2 separate regions of the Homo sapiens genome follow, and region 1 is linked to region 2. Evidence: chromatin loops called from intact Hi-C (ENCODE). Cell type or tissue: mammary epithelial cell. All regions are shown on one strand. Each heading gives the region's core, and the rest is flanking DNA. Links, peaks and the distances in the headings are about the cores only.

Region 1 (8,972 bases), core at 461-8,460, 230 kb after region 2:
GTTCCTTCCACTATGTGAGGACACAGCTAAAGGGTGCTACCTGTGAAGCAGAGAGCAGCCCTCCCCTGACATGACTCTATCAGCACTTTGATCTTGAACTGTCCAGCCTCCAGAATGGTAAGAAATAAATTTCTGTTATGTACAAGCTACCCAGTCTATGGTATTTTCTTATAGCAGCCTGAATGGAGTAAGACAATCTGTTAAGACTTTTTATATAGTAAGGAGTGGATTATAAATCGCAAATATTTTTCCACTTTAAAAATTTAACTTATTCACAAATTTCATATGAAAAACGAGTATGGTAGTCTATTTTTGTGTAATGTTTTATGCGTCTTTGTTTTTATGTCAAAAGGAAGACTTTTCCATTTAACTCTTTAATCCATTGTTAATGTACTTTAGTATATTGTGTGTTACAAAGATTAATTTTCTCCGGTAACTAATTGTTATAGCACCGAAAATGAACAAATTTCTTCTTTAATCATGAATTTGAAATCTTTACTTAACCATATACTATATTTTTATATTTGCAAGTATCTGTTTCAGAGTTTTGCTTTGTTTTGTTTTCTGCTCAATTAACTTTTCTGTGTTTTTGCTTCAATATAAAGTAGTATGTATTTTAGCTTTAAAATACATTTTATTATCTAGTAAGATAGCATTTCTTTTTTTTTTCAAACTTCTCTAATTGGCTGTTTCTATTCTAAGAGATGTAATTTTTTGAACTTGCATTCTAATATCTGCTCACAGAATCTAAAATTACAAGATATAATGAAAGAGGGAATTTTCCTTAACCTTCCATAATATCCCTTTGTTCTTAATTTCACCACTTTAAAAATTTTTTTTAACTTTTATTTTAGGTTCAGGAGTATATGTGCAGGTTTGTTATATAGGTAAATTGAATGTCACAGGGGTCTGGTGTATAGATTATTTTGTCACCCAGTTAATAAGCATAGTACCTGACAGGTAGTTTTTTTATGATCTCCCTCCTCCCACCCTCTACCCTCAAGGAAGACTTGGTGTCTGTTGTTCCCTTCTTTGCATCCATGTGTTCTCGTTGTTTAGCTCCCACTTATGAGTGAGAACACGTGGTAGCTGATTTTCTGTTCCTGCGTCAATTCCCTTATGATAATGGCCTCTAGCTCCATCCATGTTGTTGCAAAGGACATGATCTCATTCTTTTTTATGGCTGTGTAGTATTCCATGGTGTATATGTTCCACATTTTCTTTATCCATCGATGGCCATTCAGGTTGATTCCATGTCTTTGCCATTGTGAATAGTACCCCAATGAACATAGGTGTGCATTGTCTTTATAGTAGAATGATTTATATTCTTTCGGATACGTACTCAATAATGGGATTATTGGGTTGAATGACAATTCTGTTTTTAAATTATTTGAGAAATTGCCACACTACTTTCCACAATGGCTAAACTAATTTATATTCCCACCAACAGTGTATAAGCTTTCCCTTTTCTCCATGACCTCAACAGCATCTGTTATTTTTGACTTTTTAATGAAAGTCATTCTGACTGGTATGAGATAATATCTCATTGTAGTTTTGATTTGTATTTCACTAATAATTAGTGATGTTGAGCATTTTTCCATATGCTTGTTGCTCTTATGTAGGTCTTCTGTTGAAAAGTGTCTACTCATGTCCTTTGCCCACTTTTTAATGAGGTTGTTGTTAAGTTCTTTATAGATTGTGGATATTAGACCTTTGTCAGATGCATAGTTCGCAAATATTTTCTTCTATTCTGTAGGTTGTCTGTTTACTCTATTGATGGCTTCTTTTGCTGTGCAGAAGCTCTTTAGTTTAATTAGGTCCCATTTATCAATTTTTGCTTTTCTTGCAATTGCTTTTGGCATCATCGTCATGAAGTCTTTGCCAGGTCCTGTGTCCAGAGTTGTATTTCCTAGGTTATCTTACAGGGTTTTTATAGTTTTATATTTTCCATTTAATTCTTTAATCCATCTTGAATTGGTTTTTGTATATGATATAAGGAAGGGGTTAGTTTCCATCTTCTCCATATGGCTAGTCAGTTATCCCAGCACAACTTACTGAATAGGGACTCCTTTCCCCATTGCTTGTTTTTGTCAACTTTGTTGAAGATCAGATGGTTGCATATCTCTGTTATTATTTCTGGGCTCTCTATTCTGTTCCACTGGTCTGTTTTTGTACTAGTACCATGCTGTTTTGGTTACCGTAGCCCTGTCGTACAGTTTGAAGTCGGGTAATGTGATGCCTCCAGCTTTATTTTGCTTAGGATTGCCTTGGCTATTCAGGCTCTTTTTTGGTTCCTATGAATTTTAAAACAGTTTTTTCTAGTTCTGTGAATAATGTCATTGGTAGTTTGATAGGAATAGCACTGAATCTGTAAATTGCTTTGGGCAGTATGGCCATTTTAATAATATTGATTCTTCCTATGCTTCAGCATGAATATTTTTCCATTTGTTTGTGGGTCATCTCTGATTTCTTTGAGCAGTGTTTCATATCAATAATTCTCATTTTGTAGAGATCTTTCACCTTCCTGGTTAGCTATATTCCTAGGTTGATTTTTTGAGCTATTTTGAATGGGATTGCTTTATTTATTTGGCTGTCAGCTGGGATGTAGTTGGTGTATAGAAATGCTACTAATTATTTATATTGATTTTGTATCCTGATATCTTGCTGAAGTTGTTTATCAGATCAAGGAGATTTGGGGCAGAGAGTATGGGGTTTTCTAGGTATATAATCATATCATCTGCAAACAGGGATAGTTTGACTTCCTCTCTTCCTATTTGGATGCCTTTTATTTCTTCCTTTTGCCTGATTGCTCTGGTTAGGAATTCCAGTACAATGTTGAATAGAAGTGGTGAGAGAAGGCATCCTTGTTCTGGTTTTCAAGGGGAATGCCTCCAGCTTTTACCCGTTCAGTATAATATTGGCTATGAGTTTTTCATAGATGGCTCTTATTATTTTGAAGTATCTGATAAATGAATTTTTACCATTAACAGTTTCTAAAAATCTTGGTGGAATTTAATTGGAATCACATTAAACCCATAATAATTTGGGAACACACAATGTCTTTACAAATTGAGGGTTCTCATTCATAAACTCTGTTTTCATTTTTCCAATATTTTGCTCAATTTGGGGGGTGGTATATGTGATTTTCTGATATATGTATACAATATGTAATGACCAAATCAGGGTAATTGGAATATCCATCACCTCAAACATTCATCTTTTATGTTGAAAACATTCCAAGTCTTCTAGCTATTTTGAACTACACATTATTGATAACTGTAGTTACCCTACTATAATGCCGAACAGTTGATCATATTCCTTCTAATGTATTTTTCTACCCACTAAACATCCTCTCTCCATCCCCTCTCCCCTCCCCTGTTTGCAGTCTCTGATTTTTATTTATTTAGTCAAGTTATTTTAATAATCTTAAAAATAGCTTCTATGGCATTTGCAGTTTTATCTAGGCTTTGCACTAAATTTCAAATTAAGGTAAATCACAGGTATTTTACATTTGTACTGCTCATATGGATAATAGTTTCCCATTATATCTTTGAGGCCATAATAGATGTATAGACAAAAGTTATGAAATTTCTTATATCTGAATTTTTTTTTACATTTTTATTACTCTATATTTGTTTTTATAGTTAGTGTTCATCTATTTTTGATGATTCTTTTTCTATTCTCCCCCTGCTTTGTATAACAAGAAAATGTTCATGCATACTTTTGTAGTTTGGTGGGTCTATGCTCTGTGGCCACCAGGGCAGATGGTTTGGTAGAGGCGGTCTAAAGGAATGTTTGCATTTTTCAATGTGAGCATATCCATCAGACAGAGACACAAAAGGAACATTCCTATTTTTTCCTCCTACCTTCAATCACTCTGACATCCTTCAGATTCTTCTCCAGCAACTCATTCTGCCTGGAACTATCTCCCTCCAATCCATCTCAGCAATATTTATCCCTTTAATTCATTTTCTCCTAAAAGGCTTCTCCTACTCCATGATCAGAATTGTCCAGTGCTCTGAAGGAAATTAGTTATTCCTTTATTATGAAACCGTATGCATGTCTGTCTCCACACCAAAATCTAAAACAGAAAATGATGATCCCCAACACCTAGCACTGAGTCTGGTACACAGTAGGTACTCAATAAATGTTTGTTAAATTGAATCGAATTGCATGAAACGTTCACTTATATATGTCTAAGCAAGTTAATAAGAAAAGAACCAAGAGGAACAAGAAGTAAACATATTTTCAGCCATATTGACATGTGCAAAAAAAAAGTTTTCTATTTTCTTATTTCACTTTTTCAAAGCTAGTGTTTGCTTAAGTCACAGACACCTGCTGCTCTGCAGCTGTATCAGGGAATACATTTGTGCTCTAAATTACCAACTTAGAGCTTCCCAGTGGCTTTTCTACTAACAAGCTGCCAAGTCTGGAATGATGAGGTTTCTGTTTTAGCTGACAACCAAAACAAAATCTGGCTGCTCTGAACAGGCTCTTTCACTCCACCTGCTGTTTCTACAGCTAAAGTGTAGAAGGACATAGGAATCACCTAAGCCCAAGGCCAGGATTCTGATAGAAATCTAGAAATCCATGGATTTCAATGCAAGGCATTGTGAAATTGCTTGCACATTATGTGTTTATTCCTGTTGAAACCACCCATGAAAAATATGAGAAAGTTTTAAAACTTTAAAAGCTGTCCATGGCTTTTCCTGTCCAGGAACCTATCTTTGATAGCAGCATTAAGAGCTGGAATATGGTAGGGCTCAGGAATCCACCCATCTTCTCACCTCTAAAAGGGAGGAATAAACTAGTACAACTCACCTTTGCTTCTCCAAAGCTTCCCTTGCAAAAAAGAATGACTCATGGGAGAAATTTCAGAGACTGAGACAAGTTGTAAGGAGGTATTTGGGCACTAAGAGGGCCTTTCAGTCTCATGCACATCAATCTTGGCACCAACTGAGGCTCTGTCAGAGTGTACTGAGAAAAGTATAAATAAATCCATCATTCTCATCACATTGTGTCAACTTAATAAGACTCTCATCTGCTTTGGATGAACCCACTTGGTGGGGCAGGAGGTGAGAGACTAGGGAGACCTCAGAAGGCCACCGCAAACACACCAAACCATCCCCCACATTCCACAGCACCAGACACAGAGAAGACACTTTGAATTGCTGGATATTTTGAGTGAATCATGAATAAATGAAAATAGTGTTTTAATAATAATTTAAACATTATAAAACATTAGTTTATTGAATGTTTACTATTCATCAAGCACTGTGATAGCACTTTAAATGCATTATCTAATTAAACGGTCACCCCGAAATCACACAGTTGATAAAGGATTTCAGGAGAATTTAGACCCAGGAAACATTAATTTTCTCTTATTCATTCCCAATCTAGAAAACTTGTGGGCTGTCCTCCCAGACTATCCCAAATCATAGAAAGAAAATTCTCCTAATACACAGGGAGAAATCAAAAAAAGGAAAGGTTATGCAGATAGGCCAAGTAAAGTTCCAGGATGCCTGTCTTCCAGAAAGGGTTCTCACTGTAACAGGGACACCAGAATTGCTACCTCTACAAGAAGGGCACAAACCCTGGGTTCTATCACACTTTGCAGATATCCGATCCTGTAATAAATTTCTGAGGACATTTCTCCAGATGTAACTCCCTCCCTTCCCAACAAAATGTCAAGACTGCCTGCCTCACATATGGTGGCCTTCATAATAGGCATTTCAATGAGCTTTAGATTTAGGTAAAGAAAATTGTATTACAGCATTTTAAAGCATCCTTAATATTGCTCATTTTAAAATACTATTAGATAGAAGCATATCTTGGGGACATGATTTCTAAGCTAACTTGTTTGGGCTAAGCAATTGATTTAGTTAAGTTGACAAAGATGCATGTACATATTTTGAAAGAGTGTTTCCCAAAATACAGTATTTAATGTATTCTCCCTCAATTCTTAGTTTACTGCTGAGCTGTCCTTTAGTTCCTGACAAATAAATCTAATGGTAGAATTGATTCTCTTCCTAAAATGTTTATTTCCAGCTAACATTGTTTGAACTCAGGTGGTACCAGTATGTATGCTACTCCCTAAGACTAGTAAAGGCCAGTTATTGAAAACCACAGCTACTCAGAACAGGTAACGCTTGTTTGTAATATGGAAGAAAGAGTAGAGGTTATAAAATAGATATGATAAGTACATGAACTAATATGATTCATGACTTAGAGAAATGCGCCTGGGCCCTTAATCAGTCTGTCTATTCCTGTTTTAGGGACTACTCTAGTAAGTTTAGCCATTTAGTACCTAAGGTTATCCTTGAGTTTCAGCAAGAAATTAGGAGCATTTTTTGGTAAACAAATTCTGACAACATGAGCTCCTGTCCCTAACGATAAACAAAAGTAAATATGAAAAGCAGGCAAGAGACACCCACAAGCAGAGCCGTCTGTGCCTACTGGGGGGCATGCTGTGCGTATATCAAGGGTCAGCAGGAATTATTCTACATCATTCCAAACACAAAACAAAACAAAGCAGATGGTGTTCACTGCCCCCAGCTCAAGATCAAAGAAGAATTTACACAGACTTAAAAAAAAAATACTTAAAGGAATAGGCTTAATTTATAACCTCCCTGCGCCAAAGCTCGCCTGCCAATCAAGATCACTCTGAGACTTGAGCATTTAGTCTTCCAACTCCAGTTTGTCCTACTGTGCTGATGCCAGATCAGCTCAACTTCTACCACAGTCCACAAACTGCAGGAAGTGGCAGAGGATCTTCTTGAATTTGAACTCTGGTGATAGTCAACTAAATAAATGCCAAGGCTTTCTTTAAAATAGCAGTAAGAATTACTGAGATCTATCCCATACATTCTCTCCCTATCTCTTTTTATTTTTCTTTCTTTTTTTTGCACATGTCTGGGTTATAAAAAGGGAGAATGGTGCATCTCTTAGGGGAGACACTTGCCATCTCCCCCTCTTCGGCCTTTCTATTTCTGCAAAGAAGAGTTGCCTACCTCTCCCCAAAGCCAGAAAGTTAAAGAGCAGGAATGCGGGTTCCCTCACTTTTACTACTGCTTCCTGATTAGTGAGAACTGTCACTGATTGGGCCACAGTTCTATCGGGTGGGGCTAGGGCTTGGCCTTCTACATTTGTGTCTCGTGGCCTCTGGATCTTTGGTTCTTGCTGGCAACAGTGAGTGCGTATCTTCTACCAGGCTTCTTGGTCCCAGTTACAATTGAGCAAATAAGCGAACCTTCCATCCGGTGCAGGAAGCCCACTGCTTTCTACACCCCCTGAAAAGGTTTGGGAGTGTGAGACATGCCTGCTGCTGGCGGCGGAACGTTCCTCAGGGTCTCCTAGACAGGATCCCCCCAAGCATTGGGTCCCAAGTCTTCATGAGGGTGGGAGTAAATCCCCATCTAAATTGCATTCCCCCATGCACATGACCAGGCATTTAGGAGATATTTTGCAATTGCCCAGAGAGTATCCCAAGTCTTTAATCACCATATTGCTAGTGATCATTATGCCTATGTTATCAATCAGAATCCTGAGAGATAAGAATTAGGCTCCCCTAAATCTGATGTCATCCAGTTTCTCACTAGGAGGAGGCAGTGAAGGGATCTGAACTCAGGTCTTCTCATTCCAGATCCAACCATCCCAAATCTCACATCATATCAGGCATTCAGGGCCAACTTTGTAAGAAGTGGGACAGGGACAGGAGATCGAGACCATCCTGGCTAACACGGTGAAACCCCGTCTCTACTAAAAATACAAAAAATTAGCCAGGCGAGGTGGCGGGCGCCTGTAGTCCCAGCTACTCGGGAGGCTGAGGCAGGAGAATGGCGTGAACCCCAGGGGGCGGAGCCTGCAGTGAGCCGAGATTGCGCCACTGCACTCCAGCCTGGGCGACAGCAAGACTCCGTCTCAAAAAAAAAGAAGTGGGACAGGGAGATGGGGATGGGAATAGTGAAGTACAATATCCAATTGCTTCTAATTGTTTTTCCTGTGATTCAAGTCCCTGATTAAAACAGAGTTACTAACCTGTAAAAATAAGACCACAAAAGCACTGGCAACAAAGACAAAAATAAACAAATGAGATCATATCAAACTAAAAAGCTTCTGCACTGCAAAAGAAACAATCAACAGAGGGAAAAGATAACCTATACAACAGAAGAAAATATTTGCAAACTACTCATTTGACAGGGGATTAATATCCAGAATATACAAGGAACTCCGATATCTCAACACCAACAACAGAAAAATGATTTTAAAAATGGGCAAATAATCTGAACAAACATTTCTCAAATGAAGACATACAAATGACCAACAAATATATGAAAAAATGCTCAATGTCTTTAATCATCAGGGAAATGCACATTAAAGCCACAATGAGGTATCATTTCACCCCAGGTAGGATGACTATTATGAAAAAGACAAAAACAAAAAACAAAAAACAAATGCTGGTGAGGATGCAGAGAAAAATAAACTCTTATACACAGTGGGAATGCAAACTAGTATACTCATCATAGAAAACAGTATGAAGCTTCCTCAAAACACTATAAATAGAACTACCATATGATCCAGCAATCCCTCTACTGGGTATTTATCCAAAGGAAAGGAAATCACCGTATGGAAGAGACATCTGGACCCCCATGTTTACTGAAGCACTATTCACAATAGCCAAGATATGGAATCAACCTAGGTGTCCCACTACAGATGAATGAATAAAGAAAATGTGGTATAGATATACAATTACATATTGTTCAATCATAAAAAAGAATGAAATTCTGTTATTCAAGGCAACATGGATAGAACTGGAGGACACTGAAGCAGTTCCAAGATGGCCGAATAGGAACAGCTCCAGTCTACAGCTCCCAGCCTGAGTGACGCAGAAGATGGGTGATTTCCACATTTCCAACTGAGGTACTGGGTGCATCTCACTGGGGATTGTCGGACAGTGGGTACAGGACAGTGGG
Region 2 (8,972 bases), core at 672-8,671:
ACAATTTCAATAAATACTAATTGAATGAATATTCTTAGCTATTTTGAGTTCAAAGCCCTAGAGTGGTATCTAAATATAATCTAATATATGGGTTAAAGTTCAAAAGGAGCGGTATAGGCCAGAGCACTATGATAATCGTTAGCATTAGTGGTAGAAATAAAAATTGTACCATTCAAATCTTGATCTGTGATGCAATATGAGTAAGCCAAATGTGGAAGACAATACACGTGAACTAAGAAGTATGAAGATGAAGACCATTCCACAACCAAAAGGAGAGACCACTGGGGTTAACTTTGCATACTCTCACCAGTTCTCAATGCCTATTCATAGTGCAGTTAAAAGCTCAATGTTCATCGTCCAGCGGAGGCAACATGACAACCCTAGAAGATGCCTTACTGGTCCTCACTGTGGTCATGTGTGACCTTCCTTGACATCAACGATACCCCTCACTTGAATTCTGAAGCTCACACCTCTTAGGGCAATCCGACCTTAACCATCCCTACTCCAAGAACTGTGCGATTTCCCTTTTCAATTGCGGAAGCAAAAAGGGTCTTGTTTTGCCAACTTTGAGGGATAGTGTAGAGTTATCCACCCATTATCCTAAGAGCTACTACTATCTTATTTGTCTTCAGGAAGCTCTTTCTATTTCCTACCCTGATCTGAGGGAGGAAAATACTGACAGCACCCTAAAGTTGATCTGCCTTCCCAAGGTAATATTTCTCTCAACTCTCTGGCTGCAGCAGGGATCCTAAAAGTACCATTTGCTAAATTATCAGTACAGTATCCTGTTTGAAACAGGCCTTCATAACCTACAAGAAAATTACTTCCAGTGATTTCTTTAAGAAAAAAGTGACTTTAACTTTCAGATTTTCCTCTGCCCATCAGCTCTTTTGCAATTAAAGTAACAATGACTTATTTTCTCAACTCTCTGTACAGAAAACCATGAACACTATGGATAGATTGAACTACTGGGACCCAATAAGCCATTCAACAAATGAAACACACCTTGAGGTTTAGGAAATAGACCCAAAGATTGTAGAAAGGCCATAGGTTAGGCTTTATTATGCTAATTCAAAATAAAATTAAAGATTTCTAAGGAAACAGAGTTGATCCCTCACCTGAGAATGACGAAGTAAGAGAGTGTTGCAGAAATAATCTATAAAGCAGCACACCAACATGGCACATGTATACATATGTAACAAACCTGCACATTGTGCTCATGTACCCTAGAACTTAAAATATAATAAAAAATTATATATTAAAAAAATGAGGCTGATATATATACACTGACATTGAAACATATTTAATGTAGACATTTAAGAGAATAAAAACAAGCTGTAGAATAAAAAAAAAGTGCACAATGTTATTTGTGCCATCCGTTGGAAATTAACATGATTCCTTGAAGATGCATAGCAATCCAAGACCAGGTTGCATTTGCAGAAATGAACTTTTAATCCCATCAGCAGCATTCAGAACAGAAAATCGTTATTCATAGTCTAATCTGACCTGGACTGGAGGTTTGCTTTAAATATGAAATAGTCTCAGCCATAAGACAAGTCTGTATGCCAAGATCACCAGTTAAAAAAAAGTGAAGAGAAATTGTAGGCTTGTGTAGTTTCCAAGTCTCTGTTATAAACTGTCCCAAACTGATCTGGTCTTTCTACAAGATGCTTTCTGGTGAATGTCCAAGCCCCCGATGATTAATGAGCTTGCTCCCAGGTGGCTTGCTCTAATGTTATAATGTAAGAAGGCTCAGACACAAACTTATAAACACATACAAACATTTACTATCAGGCAAATACCAAAACATTCATGTGACATCCTCATTCTTTGTCATCATCGACAATCACAAGCATCTTTCATGAAAGTTTTATTCCAAAGCAAATGTGGATGGTACAGTAGATTGTCAGGAGATCCAGCTAAACTTGTAGTTATATAAGATGCCAAAATCTTCTGTTAAGTTTGGGGCAATAGACCAAATGAGTTCTAGATTGATTTTTGTGGTGCCACATAAAAGCTGCAATATTTTTAATCAATCATGTTTGGTCATTATTCATTTCACCAATGCAAGTATGATTTCTAATATCTCTTATGCTAATCAAAAACTGTCTAGTGCAGTGCTCCCCAAATTAATGTTTACAGAATCCTCTGGGGGTCTTGTTAAAATACAGACTCATAAGGTCTGGGTTGTGGACCTGAAATTCTGCATTTCTAATGTAGATGACAATGTCCTTGCTTCTAGTCTCTAGACCAGACTCTGAGTAGCAATAGGCTAGTGCATATTTAGACAGTGATATTGAAGTGCCTGCTTGAGCCTCCTCTGAGGTTTGTATTCCTGAGTAGGATCTTTAAAATGCTCACTTGCCTCTTTTGGAATGTAGATTTGAAAAGGATATGGCAAATGTTAAACAGTTATTTTGCCATAAACTTAATTTTCTCACACACATATCCAACGGCTTTTGCTGATGTATTTTAACTTTACTAATAGGCTTGCAACTAAAAGCGATGTTCCTTCTCATTGCTATTGGAACCATATATTAATTGACAATGCAATGTTTAGCATACATCAACATTAAACACAATAGGCTCCTTTGATAACAATGTGTGTTGTGTGTGCTACTTGCATCCAATCTAATTAGATGAGTTTTTATCCCAGCCAACTGAAGATTAATACATATACAGTATAATCTCTTAAAATATTGGTGCTTTGGTTTGTTAGTAAGAAACTACAATAGAATCTATTTCTGCCATTGGGCATATAATGACTCAAAAAATACAAATATACTACATGTTTATTAGACAGTATGAATCAGTTCAGTGGCAATGGACAAAGATACTAGAGATACTAGGAGCTAGGCTTCACAGAATGCGTGAGTGCTTCGATATGGGCTTGAGGAACAGCCACTCCTTGCATTTTGCTCTAATGGTTTACTTAAAGCCTAATATTTCCAATATCATTTTTTCTTAAATTCTCTTTTCTGAACATTTTGGGTTCTCTAGAAGGTATTGGTTTGGCAAGAAAGAAACTTGACAGATAAGTCACACTATTAGAGTCACTATTATAGCCCACTTTTATAGCTGCCGTGTAAGACACTAGAATTGTCCTAGGACTCAACTTTAATATATATGTCTGGATCCTGAGAGAAAAGATCAAAGAGAAAGTATGGCTGTTATTAATTCCCAAAGTGAACCATTCAAGATTATGTTAGGCTGCATGTAATTAATTGTAACCTTACTACTATGAATAAACCAAGGAGGGATTAATAAAAAATAGAGTGCTGCAGGGTTATATAATTCCTGAGGGCCTTCTTCATATTGCAGCCCTTAGGATTCTGCTACAGCCCTTAGAATTGGTCCAACTGTAGCTACAGTGTGGACGGAGCCCCTTCCATGTGGTAATGTTGAGATAAGCAGGCAGTTAAGGCTGGTATGGCTTCTGAGTTCCATTTTCCTGCTCTGCCATCCTTAGAACATGCTTTTCTTCTGATTGCAAAGGTGAGCCCTGCAACCCCAGGAACTCTGTCCACATTTTCAATAGTAATATAGCAGAAGGGCAATCAATAGAGAGGCTTTTCCTCTAAAGTCTTTGACTTTGGGACTGGGGAAGGGACAACCTGTCCAGGAATTGTTTGCCTATATTGCACGGCTAGAACTGAATTACATTGCCTCCTGTAGCTGCAAGGAAATCTGGGAAATAAGTATGGGATTACCCACAGGAAAATCAGGATTCTATTAGTAATGAACAGGGGAGTAGGAATATCAGATAGCAACTGGCAGTGTTTACTATACCCAGTAACTTGAATTCAGACATTCTCCCAAGAGACTGAGGATGAGGAGGGCCTGAAGAATATGCACCCATACCCAGTCTAGAATGCTCTAATTTACCATCTATTATCTTATGTATTTTATGTATTTGTTTTATATGTCTCTTTCCCACTTGAAAGCAAGTTTGATGTAAGCAGGATTTTTTTTTCCTTTTTGGTTAAATTCTGTATTTCCCAATTCTTAGAACAGTGACTGGTACAAAGGAGGTAAATAATATTTGTTACATGAGGAAACGAATAGTCATCCCAGCCAGGGAATAAGTAGATCTGAGCTCTACCTAGCAATAGGTGGAAATGAAATAAGGGAGGAGATAAATATGAGCTGCTAAGATGTCCATGTTTACTTCATTGTGAAACTCTAGAATTTTAAAAAGAAACTTTCAAAAACGGATCCATGGATTAGTTGCATAGCATCGCAGCTAACACTAAAGGGTTCTACAGGGACTTCATAGTTTAAAAAAAGAAAAAATCAGGAAGTAGAACTACAAACGACAAAACTTTTCCTAAAACCCATGATGCTTAGAGAGCAATTCCTTACAAGAGAGCTCCAGCAAAACATACAGATTTAGAACTTGCCACCAGGAGGAGCTACTGAGAGATCCTACTTTTCCAAAGGTGTCATTAGAAGAAGCAGATGTCCTCCAGGCAAAAAGACAATTTGATTTGGAGATTTCTGCAGTTCTTTGCTATTCCCAAGTGATCACTTTCACAGGAGAAGAACACTGGCTCTAATTTCCTATTTTGCATGAGTAGGGAGACTTTAGGGGTTAATATCCATTATGTATTATATGTTGCTGAAAAGAGAATATAACTTTTTCACTGGCAAAAATAGTGTGAGGGTCAGTGAGGCCAGGTGCAAGAAGGCCTTGGAGGGAAAAAGAAAGTTAGAAACACTAGGCAAAGATTTCTTGTGTAGTTAGATGCACGTTAGCAATTTGGCCCCTTTTCGGAGCATAGGAAGAGTCCAGACAAGTGACTGAAGAAGTAAACAAACAGTATGCTAAGGCCGGGCGCAGTGGCTCACGCCTGTAATCCTAGCACTTTGGGAGGCTAAGGCAGGCAGATCACGAGGTCAGGAGATTGAGACCAGCCTGGCTATCATGGTGAAACCCCATCTCTACTAAAAATACAAAAATTAGCCGGGCATGGTGGCAGGTGTCTATAATCCCAGCAACTCGGGAGGCTGAGGAACGAGAATCTCTTGAACCCAGGAGGTGGAGGTTGAAGTGAACGGAGATTACACCACTACACTCCAGCCTCGGTGACAGAGCGAAACTCCATCTCAAAGAAAAAAAAAAGAAAAAAAGAAAAAAAAAAGGAAAAAGAAAGAAAGAAAATGTATGCTAAGCTACTTACAGATAGAGTATGAGATCTGGCCACGTAAAGATCTACTGGGTGAAAATGATTGAAATCAAAATCTTCAATAATGAGAATGATCTAGTAACTATTCATAACTGATACTAATAATTACCTCAATTTTGCTCTGGGAATTACCTTAAATTAATCAGTTGCAAAGATACGAGTTACAAGGGCAAACAATAAAAATTAAAATATCTACCTTCTTATTATTGATGATTGAATGGAAAATGCTATACAGACACTCTGGGATCTCACCTGAGTTGATATTTAGGGATTAACATATATTAATTATTTTATATACATACACATATCAATATCTTAATTAATATATATTCTATTTAAATGTCTTAACTGTGCAATTTTATTGCCCAAATAAGATATTATTTGATAATATTTTATAAAATCAGGATATACATCTAAAGTGCACTTAACATTTTCTCAACAGATAGACAAGATGCATATTTTCTGCTTCTAGGTACTCAGAAACTGAAGCAGAAGTAAATTATATGCATAAAATATAGAAAGGTCAACATTGTAGATATAAAATCAGAGGTATAGATATAAAATTGGAGAGACGACATTTTGCAGTTTGATGCATCTTAGAGTCAGAGAAAACCACGTTTAAATCCCTGAGATACCATTTACCCACTGTGTGATTGCAGGCAATGTACTGCATACACCTAAAATTCAGTTTTCTGATCTATAAAATGAAGATCTGAATATCTTTTATTCTGGTGACAAGTGATTTAGTGGGAAAAATCAAAGATGCCAAGCACACAACCACTTCTTGATAATTGTCAGTTATGAAACCTAATACATATGGACGTTGAATTGAGAGAGTAAAACAAAGTCATTACCATCAGCTTTTCTACTTCAGAACAGGAAATTTTTTAAGTAGGAGACGGGATGGGCAATGAAAACTCTTCTGCCTGGAATTATTTCTCCATTTGGCCCTGGTAAGGCTTAGGAATCCTGATATTAAGATTTCATTTGAATTAAGACAATCAAACTTTATTTTAAAATTCACGTTTGGTATCTGTGGTAAGCAGAATATTGGGCTCCAAAGGCATCTACATCCAAATTGCCAGGATCTATAAATATGTTCTTACAGGGCAAAAGGGATTGTGCAGATATAATTAAATTAAGGATCCTGAGATGGAAAGATTATCCTGGATTATCCAGTTGGTACAAATCCAGACCTTAAAATTGGAGAATTTTTCCAGTCTGGGTCAGAAAGATGAGACAGAAGAAGAAAGAGAGATTTAAAGCATTGATGGGCTCAATGTGCCATTGCTGGCTCTGAAGATGGAGGAAGGAGGGAAACACTGGCAGCCACTATCAGCCAGCAAGAAAACAAGGATCTCAGTCCTATACCCACAGGAATCAAATTCTGCTAAGGACTGGAATGAATAGGAAACAGACCAACCCTTAGGGCCTCTAAAAAGACCACAATCCTACCAATACCTTGATTTTAGCCCAATGAGACCCATGTCACACTTCTGACCTACAGAACTGTGAAATAATAAAATGTGTGTTGTTTAAGCTGTACATAGCAAGGAATTTGTCCTTACGCAAAGATAAATCTGCTCTTTTTCTTTGACTATAAAGTGGTAATCTCTGGGCCCCTGGAATGTCTGTCCTGCCTGGCAAGAGTGTCCTTGTTTTCCTGGGAGCTTTTTCCACCAGACAGTCCAATAAAGTGATCTATAATGGGGGCTTTGGACAACACTGTATCAATTCCAATATCTGGAGGAAGTGGAGACTAAAGATCTTAGCTCAACTCAGAGAGAAGCTAGAGGCTAAAGGTCAGCCCAATGGGAAGTATGTATTTGAATCCCAATAAAAATTCTGGAGAGACAGGCATGGTGGCTCACACCTGTAAGCCCAGCACTTTGGGAGGCCAAGGTAGGTGGCTCTAGCCTGGGCAACATGGCAAAACCCTGTCTCTACAAAAAAAGTATACACACACACACACACACACACACACACACACACATATATACATACAAAAATTACCCAGGTGTGGTGGCTCACAACTGTGGTCTCAGCTACTTGGGAAGTGGAGGTGAGGGGCAGAGGTGAGAGGATCACTTGAGGCTGCAGTGAGCTGCAATTACGATCATGCCATTACACTCCAGCCTGGACCACAGAGCAAGACTCTGTTTCAAAAAAAAAAAAAAAGGAAAAGAAACTATGGATACCAAAGGCTTGGGTGAGCTTCCCTGATTGACATTCCATCGTGCATATCGTCACACATAGTGGCCTGGAGGAGATGACACTGTCCATGACTCCACTAGGAGAAAATCACCAGAAGTTCTGTGTTCAGATCCCCTCACCCCAGACCCTCTCCTTTTGGATAATGCTAACTTGGATTCTTTTCCTGTCCTGTAATAAATCACGAGTATTATAGCTTTCAGTGAGTAGTGTGAGTCATTCTAAAGAATTTTCAAAACCGAGTGGTCACTGGGGACCCCAAAATTTGCAGCCAGCTGATCTGAAGTGAGAGCAATCTTGAGAACTCGTGAACTTGTGGCTGGTGTCTGAAGTGAGAGCAGTTCTTCTGGGGCTGTTCCCTTGGACTTTGCAGTTTGGCTAACTCCGTGCAAGCCACTGAATTTTGAAGTGAATTTGTCACAGCAGCAATAGAAACGTCATACAAAAACTAATAATACCTTAAAAAGAATCATAGGTAGAAATAGTTCAATGGGAGTGCCTCGCCTCGGAAAGACTTGGAATAGTATTGATGGGGAAAGTGGCAGAAGAGCAGAAAATGTTGAGGAAGAGCAAAGTGGCTGCCTGAGTGTAGAAGTGAAGTGGAGATGTTCACCTTGGGGTAGGACGCAGTGCAGTGTGAGGAACCATCCTAAGACTAGATAGTCTGAGAATAGAAAGACTTAAGGGACAGTGCCCCCATTACATTAGCCATGTGAGAGTTTCTCCAGGGCAGCATAGAGGATTTCCTTCCCAGGGCTTTTTTTTTTTTTTTTTCAAGTAGAGGCTAAAAAATCTCTCCTGGGTGCACTCACTGGTGAATATGCCTAAATCGTAATAAAACAAAAGTAACCAGAGCAATCTCTTTCTAGGGATTCATTAAAAATATACATATTTGGTAGTATAATAAGGAGTTTGCTTTGTGATATACGGCCTCTTGTATTACCCTCACCTACATTTATTATGCGATCATCATGGGTCCCAGCATGCTTATCTCTAAAGCCTATGACAGCCTTGGATAAAACCCAGAATAAATCATGCAAAATGACTCCTCTGAGTTGCTATGCATTTAGATCCTCTAAAGAGCTTTGTTTTCATCTTATTATTGACCCATATGAAAATATTTCAAGCAATCACACTTGAAAATACTTCTTCCAAATTTCCCATTGGCTGAGTTGAATATTCACACAGTGTGCAAAGAGCAAAAAGCAAACCTCATTTGTATTGGGAACAAATTGCTTTCCAGTAGACTCCAATGAGGAGGAAGGATTTTGAGGTTCGATGGGGAGTGGCCCAGTGCTAACCATTTCTAGCACTTCAGATAGGGCAGCCTTGCTTCAATGGCCTCTACCACCATCTCTCTTACCCATGCCATGTCCTATGACTCCAGAGCTTAGAGACCCTTGATGGAGGGATCCTCCGCTGTCACAGCCAAGGTTTTGTTTATGCTCCTTCCTCTAAAGTGACTGGCATCTGCTCACAAGATCAGGCATCCATTGTGAAAATCAGGATAGACACCATGCTGGCCATTTCCTGAATCATGCTAGCCAAATTTAGAGATAACAGCTTATTCTAACC

What was found. A loop is a pair of places that touch in the nucleus more often than their neighbours do. Peaks named below come from ENCODE experiments on the same cell type or tissue, not always from the same donor. Only the 100,000 strongest peaks of a DNase experiment are listed, where the experiment ranks them.
Region 1: a loop joins it to region 2, with 15 times the contacts of the local background. A loop is called at or near these places in 6 of 110 quality-filtered maps.

Annotation. Positions count from the first base shown.
Region 1 is chr2:84,253,549-84,262,520 of GRCh38, forward strand. The region is part of intron 1 of LOC107985905 (a long non-coding RNA gene); the gene reads right to left. Among named protein-coding and RNA genes, the nearest start is that of SUCLG1, 200 kb to the right of the region's middle. In mammary epithelial cell, for the core only: a CTCF peak has its summit at 4,507; no DNase peak of the experiment used is centred there.
Region 2 is chr2:84,018,613-84,027,584 of GRCh38, forward strand. No RefSeq gene overlaps it. Among named protein-coding and RNA genes, the nearest start is that of SUCLG1, 440 kb to the right of the region's middle. In mammary epithelial cell, for the core only: a CTCF peak has its summit at 4,401 (motif pointing right); no DNase peak of the experiment used is centred there.